2 separate regions of the Homo sapiens genome follow, and region 2 is linked to region 1. Evidence: chromatin contacts called from ENCODE Hi-C or POLR2A ChIA-PET data. All regions are on one chromosome and are shown on one strand. The core of a region is the stretch at or near the end of the contact, and the rest is flanking DNA. Distances in the headings are between cores, read along the strand shown.

Region 1 (5,232 bases), core at 2,318-4,817:
TTGTATTTTTAGTAGAGAAGGGTTTTACCATCTTGGCCAGGCTGGTCTCGAACTCCTGACCTTGTGATCCACCCGTGTCGGCCTCCCAAAATGCTTAGATTACAGGCATAAGCCACTGTGCCTGGCCGCCTTTTTTTTTTTTTTTGCCCACCCCCAGTTGGGAGTCTTGCTCTGTTACCCGGGCTGGAGTGCAGTGGCGTGATCACAGCTCCCTGTAGCCTCAACTCCTGGGCTCAAGCGATCCTTCTGTCTCAGCTTCCCGAGTAGCTAGGACTACAGGCACATGCCAATCACCACATCTGGCTACTTTTTGTATTTTTTGTAGAGATGGGATCTCACTGTGTTGCTCAGACTGGTCTCCTGGACTCAAGCAATCCACCTGCCTCAGTCTCTCAAAGTACTGAGATTACAGGCATGAGTCAATGCGCCTGGCCCCACATTTCCTTTATTCATTCATCAGTTGATGGACATTTGGGTTGTTTTCATTTTTTGGCTATTATGAATAATGTTGCTATGAACATTCGGGTACAAGTTTTGGTGTGGACTTTTCTTTTTTTTTTTTGGAGACGGAGTCTCGCTCTATCACCCAGGCAGAAGGGCAGTGGCGCGATCTTGGTTCAATGCAACCTCTGCCTCCCGGGTTCAAGCGATTCTCCTGCCTCAGCCTCCTGAGTAGCTGGGATTACAGGTGTGCACCACCATGCCCAGCTAATTTTTGTATTTTAGTAGAGATGGGGTTTCACCATGTTGGTCAGGCTGGTCTGGAACTCCTGACCTCAAGTGATCTGCCTGCCCTCGGCCTCCCAAAGTGCTGGGATTACAGGCTTGAGCCATCACATCTGGCTGACATGTTTTCATTTCTCTTTGGCATATGCCTAGGAGTTAAATTTCTGGGTCATGTGCCTCTTTATACTTTTCTTTTCTTTTCTTTTTTTTGAGGCAGAGTCTCGCTCTGTCGCCCATGCAGGAGTGCTGTGGCGCGATCTCGGCTCACTGCAAGCTCCGCCTCCCGGGTTCACGCCATTCTCCGGCCTCAGCCTCCTGAGTAGCTGGGACTACAGGCGCCCACCACCATGCCCGGCTAATTTTTTGTATTTTTAGTAGACAGGGGGTTTCACCGTGTTAGCCAGGATGACCTCGATCTCCTGACCTTGTTATTCGCCCGCCTCGGCCTCCCAAGTGCTGGGATTATACGCGTGAGCCACCGCGCCCAGCCCTATACTTTTCTTTTTTTTCTTTTTCTTTTTGAGACAGAATCTTGTCGCCCAGGCTGGAGTGCAGTGGTGTGATCTTGGCTCACTGCAACCTCCACCTCCAGGGTTCAAGTGATTCTCCTGTCTCAGCCTCCCGAGTAACTGAGATTACAGGCATGGACCACCACACCTGGCTAATTTTTGTATTTTTAATAGAGATGGGGTTTCACCATGTTGGCCAGGCTGGCCTCCAACTCCTGACCTCAAGCAATCTGCCTGCATCAGCCTCCCAAAGTGCTGGGATTATTGGCGTGAGTCACCGCGCCCGACCTCTCTTTATACTTTTCAAGAGAATCATATGAATTACCTACTGCTGTGTAGAAAATTGCCCCAAAACTTTATGGCTTAAGATAACAATAATAATAATAATAATATATAATAATAAGATAACAAGAGTTTCACTCCTGTTGCCCAGGCTGGAGTACAGTGGTGCGATCTCGGCTCACTGCAATCTCTGCCTTCCGAGTTCAAGCGATTCTCCTGCCTCAGCCTCCCGAGTAGCTGGGATTACAGGTGCCTGCCACCACGCCTGGCTAATTTTGTATTTTTTGTAGAGACAGGGTTTCTCCATGTTGGTCAGGCTGGTCTCAAACTCCCGACCTCAGGTGATCCACCTGCCTTGGCCTCCAAAGTGCTTGGATTACAGGCGTGAGCCACTGTGCCTGGCAGAAAACAATAATTATTATCACTCACAGTTTCTGAGGGTCAGGTGTTTGGAGCCCTCCAGGTTGCTCGTGAGGCTGCAGTCAGATGCTGGTCAGTGTGGCAAGGATCCGAAGGCTTGGCCTGGAGCTAGAGGATCCACACTGAAGGTGGTTCACTCACATAGCTGGCAAGTTGGTGCCAGCTATTGGCTGGGCGCCTCAGGTCCTGTCCACATGGACACCTGAGTATGCTCAAAGAACTTGGCTTCCTCCAAAACAAGCTAGACAAGAGATGAGTGTGGAAGCTGCATTATCTTTTATGACTAAGCATCGGATGTCACACCCAGTCACTGTCACCCTATTGTATTGTTCATGTATGCCAGCCCTGATTCATAGGAAAGGGACTACAGGAAGAGGTGGATACCAGGGGTGGTAGGATCAGCAGGGACCATCTTGGTGTCCCATCCAAGTACTAACGAGGCCCATCCTTGCTTAGCTTCCAAGAAAAGATGTGATCAGGATGGGCGTGATGGGTAGTGCCTGTAATCCCAGCACTTTGGGAGGCCGAGGCAGGCAGATCACAAGTTCAGGAGATCGAGACCTCCTGGCTAACAGGGTGAAACCCCATCTCTACTAAAAATACAAAAAATTAGCTGGGTGTGGTGGCGGGCACCTGTAGTCCAGCTACTCGGGAGGCTGAGGCAGGAGAATCGCTTGAAGCAGGGAGGCTGCAGTGAGTCGAGATTGTGCCACTGCACTCCTGGGTGACAGAGTGAGACTCCGTCTCAAAACAAAACAAACAAACAAAAAAAGATGAGATCAGATGCATTCAAGGTGCTATGGCCGTAGACCGGGATCATCCTGGAGGCTGGCTGATTTCAAACAGGTTGATTTCAAGGCTCTGTTCTCTTATTCCTGAGGAAATAATCCAGATGTATACACCCCAGGCTGGAGATCAAAAATTACATGTCTGCTGAGCACCTGTAATCCCAGCTCTTTGGGAGGTCGAGGCAGGAGGATCACTTGAGCCCAGGAGTTCAAGACCAGTCTGGGAAACATAGAGACTCCAACTCTTTTTTTTTTTAATAAAAATAAACAATTTTTTTTAATTACATCTCAAAATTGGCCAAGTCCTGACAGCAGGATCTGTCAGGATCTGTGATTTGCTTCCTCTTCTTGGTGAATTGAACAGCCTGCAGTGGAAAGTCCTATCTCTCCTGCTGGGGAATTTGAGGAGAAAGAGAACCTTAGTGCACTATGTAATAGAAATAAGATAATGAAGTCCAAGACTGCATGTTGCCCTTGGGCTGACACAGCCTGAAAGAGCCAGCCCTTTGTCTCTCTATCTACAGCAGCAAAACCTTCCTGGAATGTCATTTGAGTTATTCCACCCAGTGGTCCAATTCACTTTCTCTCCTGGCACATCAGCAAGTTACTTATTAAGCATCTACTGTGTACCCAAGAGCAAATCCCAGGATCATTTGAGACTAGTGTAGATGGATAAGCCAGAACTGCCCAGGCATGACCAAAATAGATGTTGTCAAACCCACCTGTCCGGAGGCTTCAAAGGCAAGGAACTGAAAAGTATTTCTTTCCTTTTTTTTCCCCCTGAGTTAGCATTTAGAGAAGTCACAGCCACGAGAATGCTTTCAGATTTACTTTCATTTAGAAAACTCCCAAGGACATGAGAGACAAAGAAAGATTGAGCAACACTTCTAGATGAAAGAAGAGTAATAGCACCTGACAACAACATGTAATGCGCATCCTGATTGTAGCCTGGACTGAGAAAAAATAGCTGTAAGATACGTGATTGGAAACTGGTGAAATTTGGCATACCAATTATAGATTAGATAACAGTATTCAGTATTAGATAACAGGATCAAGTTTAACTTTCCTACATTTTCTTTTTCTTTTTTGAGATGGAGTCTTGCCCTTATCGCTGAGGCTGGAATGCAATGGTACAATCTCGGCTCACTGCAACCTCCGCCTCCCGGGTTCAAGTGATTCTCCTGCCTCAGCTTCCTGAGTAGCTGGGATTACAGGTGCCCGCTACCATGCCTGGCTAATTTTTGTATTTTTAGGCAAGACAGGGTTTCACCATGTTGGCCAGGTTGGTCTCAAACTCTTGACCTTGTGATCCACCTGCCTCGGCCTCCCAAAGTGCTGAGATTACAGGTGTGAGCCACCGCACCCAGCCTAACTTTCCTATATTTTCTAATTATATTTTGGTCATATAATAAAACAGATTTGTTCTTAGGAAATACACACTCAAAGATTAGTGTATAAATGTGTCCACAACTTAACCTTCAAGTTGTTCAGGAAAAAAAGTATACAAACACACACACACACACACACACACACACACACACACACACGTTTATGGAGAAAGGAAGAGAAAGAGATAATCCCAGCACTTTGGGAGGCCGAGGTGGGTGCATCACTTGAGGCCAGGAGTTCAAGACCAGCCTGGCCAACATAGTGAAACCCCGTCTCTACTAAAAATACAAAAATTAGCTGGGCATGGTGGCACATGCCTGTAATCCCAGCTACTCAGGAGGCTGAGGCAGGAGAATCGCTTGAACCTAGTAGGCAGAGGTTGCGGTGGGCCAAGATTGCACCCATACACTCCAGCCTAGGTGACACAGTGAAACTCCATCTCAAAAAAAAAAAAGAGAGAACAAATGCAACAGGACGTTATTAATGCATCTGAGTGAAAGATATGCAAGAACTCCTTATAATATTCTGTTTGTTTCTTTTGTGTAAATTTGAAATTTTTCAAAATAAAAAGTTTTTAAAAAATGAAAGGAGGCCAGGTGCAGTGGCTCACACCTGTAATCCCAGCAATTTGGGAGGCAGAGGCAGAAGGATTGCTTGAGGCCAGGAGTTTGAGACCAGCCTGGGCAATATAGTGAGACTCTCTCTCTATTTAATTTAATTAAATAAAAAATGTTAAAAAATAAAAGGAAACTGCTGAGGCTCTTCTGTCAAAGACAGGACAGGAGAGGCCGTGGTGTCATCATTTGTTCATGGAATGTGGAATGGTAAGTAGAGGTCGAGGTCAGATGGCTACCCGCATGGCCATGCTGCTGCTGTGTCTTGGGAGCTGGAGGTGACAACTGTCTGAGTTGACAGCATCTCCTGGCAGCTGTTAGGAAGCCCAGCACTACCAAAACTTTGCACTGTCCTTGTGACCCTAGGGTCAGCCCCTCAGTCAGTCTCTACATGTTTCACCCCTACCTCTGATCTGGGGACATCTCAGTGGCTCCCCGTGAGGTCTCAGGCTAGGCCGTGTCCGCATCCGCCCTCTTGCTCTTTAAGATTGAGTACATCCTTCT
Region 2 (5,095 bases), core at 126-2,625, 220 kb before region 1:
GGGCTCAAGTGATCCTCCTGCCTCAGCCTCCCAAAGTAATTTGTAAATACGTGTAAATAATATAGTCCTCTCTTGTTGCATCAAAATGAATGCAAAAATGTCACGATGGGGCCGGGCGCGGTGGCTCATGCCTGTAATCCCAGCACTTCGGGAGGCCGAGGCGGTAGGATCACCTGAGGTCGGGAGTTGGAAACCAGTTTTCTGGTGCCTCCTTAACTTTTGCACTGGAGGGACAACGGAAGGGCCCTGTGTCATCCTCACCTCCCCCATCTGTGATTCTTCTGATGGTTAATTACCACTTTAAAGCTCTAGTTCTTTTTCCTTCACCTACTGAGAGTATATCTCCTTCTTTACAGTAACTTTTACTTTATAGAGTTTTTTTTGAGACGGAGTCTCACTTCGTCACCCAGGCGGGAGTGCAGTGGCACGATCTCGACCCACTGCAACCTCCGCCTTCCGGGTTCAAGCGATTCTCCTGCCTCAGCCTCCCGAGTAGCTGGGACTTACAGGCGCCCGCCATCACGCCCAGCTAATTTTTCAGTACAGACGGGGCTTCACCAGGTTGGCCAGGCTGGTCTCGAACTCCTGACCTCAGGTGATCCACCCACCTCGGCCTCCCATATTGCTGGGATTACAGGCGTGAGCCACCGCGCCTGGTCCCGTTTTGGCTATTCTTTAATATGCTTCCCTATAACTGCTATCTCCACACCAGCCTTGCCTTAGCTCATGGGAAACAAAACCAATTAGTTCCCCCATTACCTGCCTTGAGGAGCAGGGGTGGTGCAGTGGCATGCACCCAGGGAAGTGTGTTGTATGGGCCCCCAAGTGCAGAATCTGAATCTTGCAAAGGAAGAAACAAATTCGTCTCCACGGAGCATGTCTCCCCAGGACTCTCAGCCTTCCAAATCCGCAGTCACAGTGACTCAGCAGAATCTGAGCCTAGGGCACCACAGTAATCCGCATCCGGCTCTTTTTCTGCTCCATTTCGTGCCAAGGCTAAAAGGGCATGCCCACTTGATCCCTGGACTCTCTTGGGACGACTTCCACCCTGCATCCTCTTGCACCTCAGGGCACAGTGCGCAGATGGGCTTGCCTTAGCACCCCCAGCCAGATTTTTGAGGCCTCTGTCACACACACCCCTACAATCCCCTCCCCCAGCCCCGAGAGACTTTTCTTGACTTCCACCAGTTGCTCCGGCGGGTGAGAGTGGAGAGGCCCCTCCTTCATCCCCCAGGCTCCCTCCCTTCCTGGAGCTGCAGCCTCAGCATCCTCCGCCCAGCACCCCAGGATTCAGGCGTTGGGTCCCGCCCTTGTAGGCTGTCCACCTCAAACGGGCCGGACAGGATATATAAGAGAGAATGCACCGTGCACTACACACGCGACTCCCACAAGGTTGCAGCCGGAGCCGCCCAGCTCACCGAGAGCCTAGTTCCGGCCAGGGTCGCCCCGGCAACCACGAGCCCAGCCAATCAGCGCCCCGGACTGCACCAGAGCCATGGTCGGTGAGTGCTGCAAAGGGCGGGGTGCTTGGCGGTCGTCTCTCGAGCACTGGTGCCTGTGGAGGAGGTTGTAGGGGCTTGGCCCTGAATTTTGTTCCTTGACTCAAAACCCACAAAGGGAAGAGATTAGGGACCTGGGATGAGCCTTGATCGGACTCCGGGAGAAGGAGAGCTTCTGTTTGTATCCGGTGTCGCGGATCCTTCCTCACTCCACCCCACGAACTCTAGTGGGCATTTAGGAGAAACTTGACCTTGGAAGCAGAAATTCCCTCCAAAACTGTGGTCAGAAACTGGCCGTCAGAGGCCAAATCAGGCTTACGGTCACAGCCCATACCTCTTTTGGTCTATAGTATCTAAAACACTTTGAAATAAGTTGCTAACATTAAAATGGGTGATTTCACTTAAAAATGTGGATTCCGAGCTTCTGAAGAAAATGAGAATATCTGGCGATTGGTGGACAGGAGTGGAGGAAACTGATGCCTTTGGTTTGACGGAGACCAGAACCGGCTCCAGGCTGCCAGGCACAGGTTTTGTTTTGTTTTGTTTTGTTTTGTTTTGTTTGAGACGGAGTTTTGCTCTTGTCGCCCAGGCTGTAGTGCAATGGCGCTATCTCAGCTCAGCGAAACTTCCGCCTCCCGGGTTCAAGCGATTCTCCCATCTCAGCCTCCCGAGTAGCTGGGATTACAGGAGTGCGCCATCATGCGCGGCTAATTTTTATATTTTTAGTACAGACGGGTTTCGCCAAGTTGGCCAGCGCGGTCTTGAACTCCTGACCTCAGGTGATCCACCCACCTCAGCCTCCCCAAGTGCTGAGATTACTGACGTGAGCCACCGTGCCTGGCCTTGGGAGGCATTTTCCATTGAGGCCCTTGGATTAGGCAAACCTGATCAGATCGTACTGGATCCGTTTCTAGTATTGGGTCCACTTCAGTGATAGAGCCTTCCCACTCGGCCATCGACCCTAGGGGAACTCAGAGGTCACCCCAGCTCCACCCAAGGCATAAATAACCAGCTGAGACAACTGCAGGGATTGAGAGCTGTTTCCCAAATAATCTCACTCTGAGATTGGACAGTACTAAGATTTAGAAAGCTGTTGCCTCATCTGGGGCAGAATCCTGTGTTTTGTAATTTCCTTCCCTGTGGACCTGGTCCTGCCTCTAAAAATGCGCCTGTACACAAAGAAGCCCATCTTGGTCAAAGTGAGTGGAGGAACAGACTGCCCTTGCAGTTGACAAACTGAAATTATCAGGATCTCTGAGAAAGGGACTAAGCTGGGGATTGGTAGCCCAGCATGAGTTACTGGCAGAGACAGCAGGGAATAGATTCTGACAGCTGAGAGGCTTGCCGCATACACGGTGGTTGCTGTTTCCCTTGTATTTCATTCTTCAGCGTCGAGGCACTGGCACCCTCTCCTCCAATACTAGGGCAGGAACTATTTCCTGACTTTTCAATCTTACAGAATGTTCTGTATTTACGTGTAGCTTAAACACAAAAAAGGGCGGTGGTAATGAGGTGAAAAGGGAAGACTTGGATCTTGTATAATTAGTTTTAGCTGTACCCAGCTAACCAAATCTTGAGGTTAACTAAAGCATCCAGGTTTTTTGTTTGCAACTAATAGATGCATCTGATTTGCACTCATGTTCCCTGGAGCACTCAAGTGAGAAGAGAAGGCAGAAGGAGAATGCATGAAACTGATACAAAGGCTTATCTTTATCATACTTCTTTTTTTCTTTTTGAGACAGGGTCTTGCTTTGTTGCCCAGGCTGGAGTGCAGTGGCATGATCAGGGCTCACTTCAGCCTTGACCTCCTGGGCTCAAGTGATTGTCCCATCTTTGCCCCCGAGTAGCTGGGACTACAGGTGTGTGCCACCACACCCAGCTAATTTTTTTTGGTCAGAGCAGAAGAACTTGAAACCCAGCTAATTAAAAAAAAAAAAAATTTTGGCTGGGAGTGGTGGCTCATTCCTGTAATCCCAGCACTTTTGGGAGGCTGAGGCGGGAGGACTGCTTGAGGCCAGGAGTTCAAGACCAAGATTCAGCTCAAATGGCAAGCTCCTCTGAGGGCCTTTCCGAATGGGCCAGCCCTGAGGTCCTGAAGTTTTCCTCTGTTGAACTTTTTGAGATGGAGTCTCACTCACTCTGTTGCCCAGGCTGTAGTGCAGTGGCGTGATCTTGGCTCATTGCAATCTCCACTTCCCAGGTTCAAACGATTCTTGTGCTGCAGCCTCCCAAGTAGCTGGGATTACAGGCGCCCACCACCACGCCCAGCTAATTGTGTATTTTTAGTAGAGACGGGGTTTCACCATGTTGGCCAGGCTGGTCTCTAGCTCCTGACCTCAAGTAATCCACCCGCCTCGGTCTCCCAAAGTGCTACGATTACAGGCATGAGCCACCACACCCAGCCTTCTGTTGAACTTTGTCCCTTACCTCTCCTAACACACTAATGCCATTGTACCCTGAAGAGGTTATCCGTGTGTGCATCTTGTGGCCTCTCTCAGGGTAAACTCTAATAGTCTAACTCCTCCCAGGTCATGTTGCTCAGCTAGTTAAGTGGCAGGAAGGGAAAATGAACCCTCCAGGGCCCAGAAAACTTTTAAATTGCCTATTCACAAGCATCTTTTTGTTTGTTTGTTTGAGACAGAGGCTTGCTCTGTTGCGCAGGCTGGAGTGCAATGGTGCGATCTCGGCTCATTGCAACCTCCGCCTCCTGGATTCAAGCAATTCTCCTGCCTCAGCCTCCCGATTAGCTGGGATTACAGGCACCTGCCACTACACCTGGTTAATTTTTTTTTGTATTTTTAGTAGAGACGGGGTTTCACCATGTTAACCAGGCTGGTCTCTAACTCCTGACATGAGGTGATCTGCCCGCCTCAGCCTCCCAAAGTGCTGAGATTACAGGTGTGAGCCACCGCGACCCACCCACAACCTTCTTTTGATCATTTTTCTTTTGAGTTGTTTTGGGGATCTACCTATTCCAGGTACTGCACTTTGATGGTTATATTTGTTGCAAATATATTATTCCTGCTTGTGTGTTGCCTTACATGAAAAATTGTAAAGTCACAGGCCTGCTTATAGCTATTAGAGTCTGAGCTCCTTGAAAGAGCAAGAGATGGATATCCTGATTTGCTCATTTTCTGAGAAGTGCCTTGACTGTCTTACTACTTAGAAAATGCTTGTTAACATTGATGAGAAGTCAATAAAATAAAAACTGTTGGCTGGGCGCTGTGGCTCACGCCTGTAATCCCAGCAGTTTGGGAGGCCGAGACAGGCGGATCACGAGGTCAGGAAATCGAGACCATCCTGGCTAACACGGTGAAACCCCGTCTCTACTAAAAATACAATTAGCCGGGCGTGGCGGCGAGCGCCTGTAATCCCAGCTACTCTGGAGGCTGAGGCAGGAGAATGGCGTGAACCTGGGAGGCGGAGCTTGCAGTGAGCCGAGATCGCGCCACTGCACTCCAGCCTGGGCGACAGAGCGAAACTCTGTCTCAAAAAAACAAACAAACAAAAACTGTCAGAGCGGCGATCAGTAAACATTGATAAGACTAATGGCAAGGTAAGTTACAAAGAAAATGCCTGTTAGAGCTGAATATGCT

What was found. A loop is a pair of places that touch in the nucleus more often than their neighbours do. ChIA-PET counts read pairs that join two places held with the same protein, here RNA polymerase II (POLR2A). Pooled maps may share reads with other maps.
Region 2: a loop to region 1 is called in a pooled map, with 2.2 times the contacts of the local background. The contact joins the promoter of NQO1 here to the enhancer-like site in region 1. A Hi-C loop is called at or near these places in 1 of 50 pooled maps. POLR2A ChIA-PET finds 5 or more read pairs at or near these places in 3 of 52 experiments (BJ, HEK293 and WTC11).

What each region holds. Positions count from the first base shown.
Region 1 is chr16:69,500,431-69,505,662 of GRCh38, reverse strand. No RefSeq gene overlaps it. Among named protein-coding and RNA genes, the nearest start is that of MIR1538, 63 kb to the left of the region's middle. Within about 2 kb of position 3,567, at least 3 of the 41 ENCODE cell types and tissues checked have a DNase peak (open chromatin) inside an H3K27ac peak, as active enhancers do.
Region 2 is chr16:69,722,840-69,727,934 of GRCh38, reverse strand. It overlaps NQO1 (NAD(P)H quinone dehydrogenase 1), which reads left to right and starts at 1,375. Exons shown (of 6, transcript NM_000903.3): 1 at 1,375-1,502. The coding sequence starts at 1,496. NQO1-DT (NQO1 divergent transcript) reads right to left here and starts at 1,208. Exons shown (of 2, transcript NR_186363.1): 1 at 760-1,208. RefSeq lists enhancers at 1-899, 1,108-1,367, 614-1,813, 900-1,892.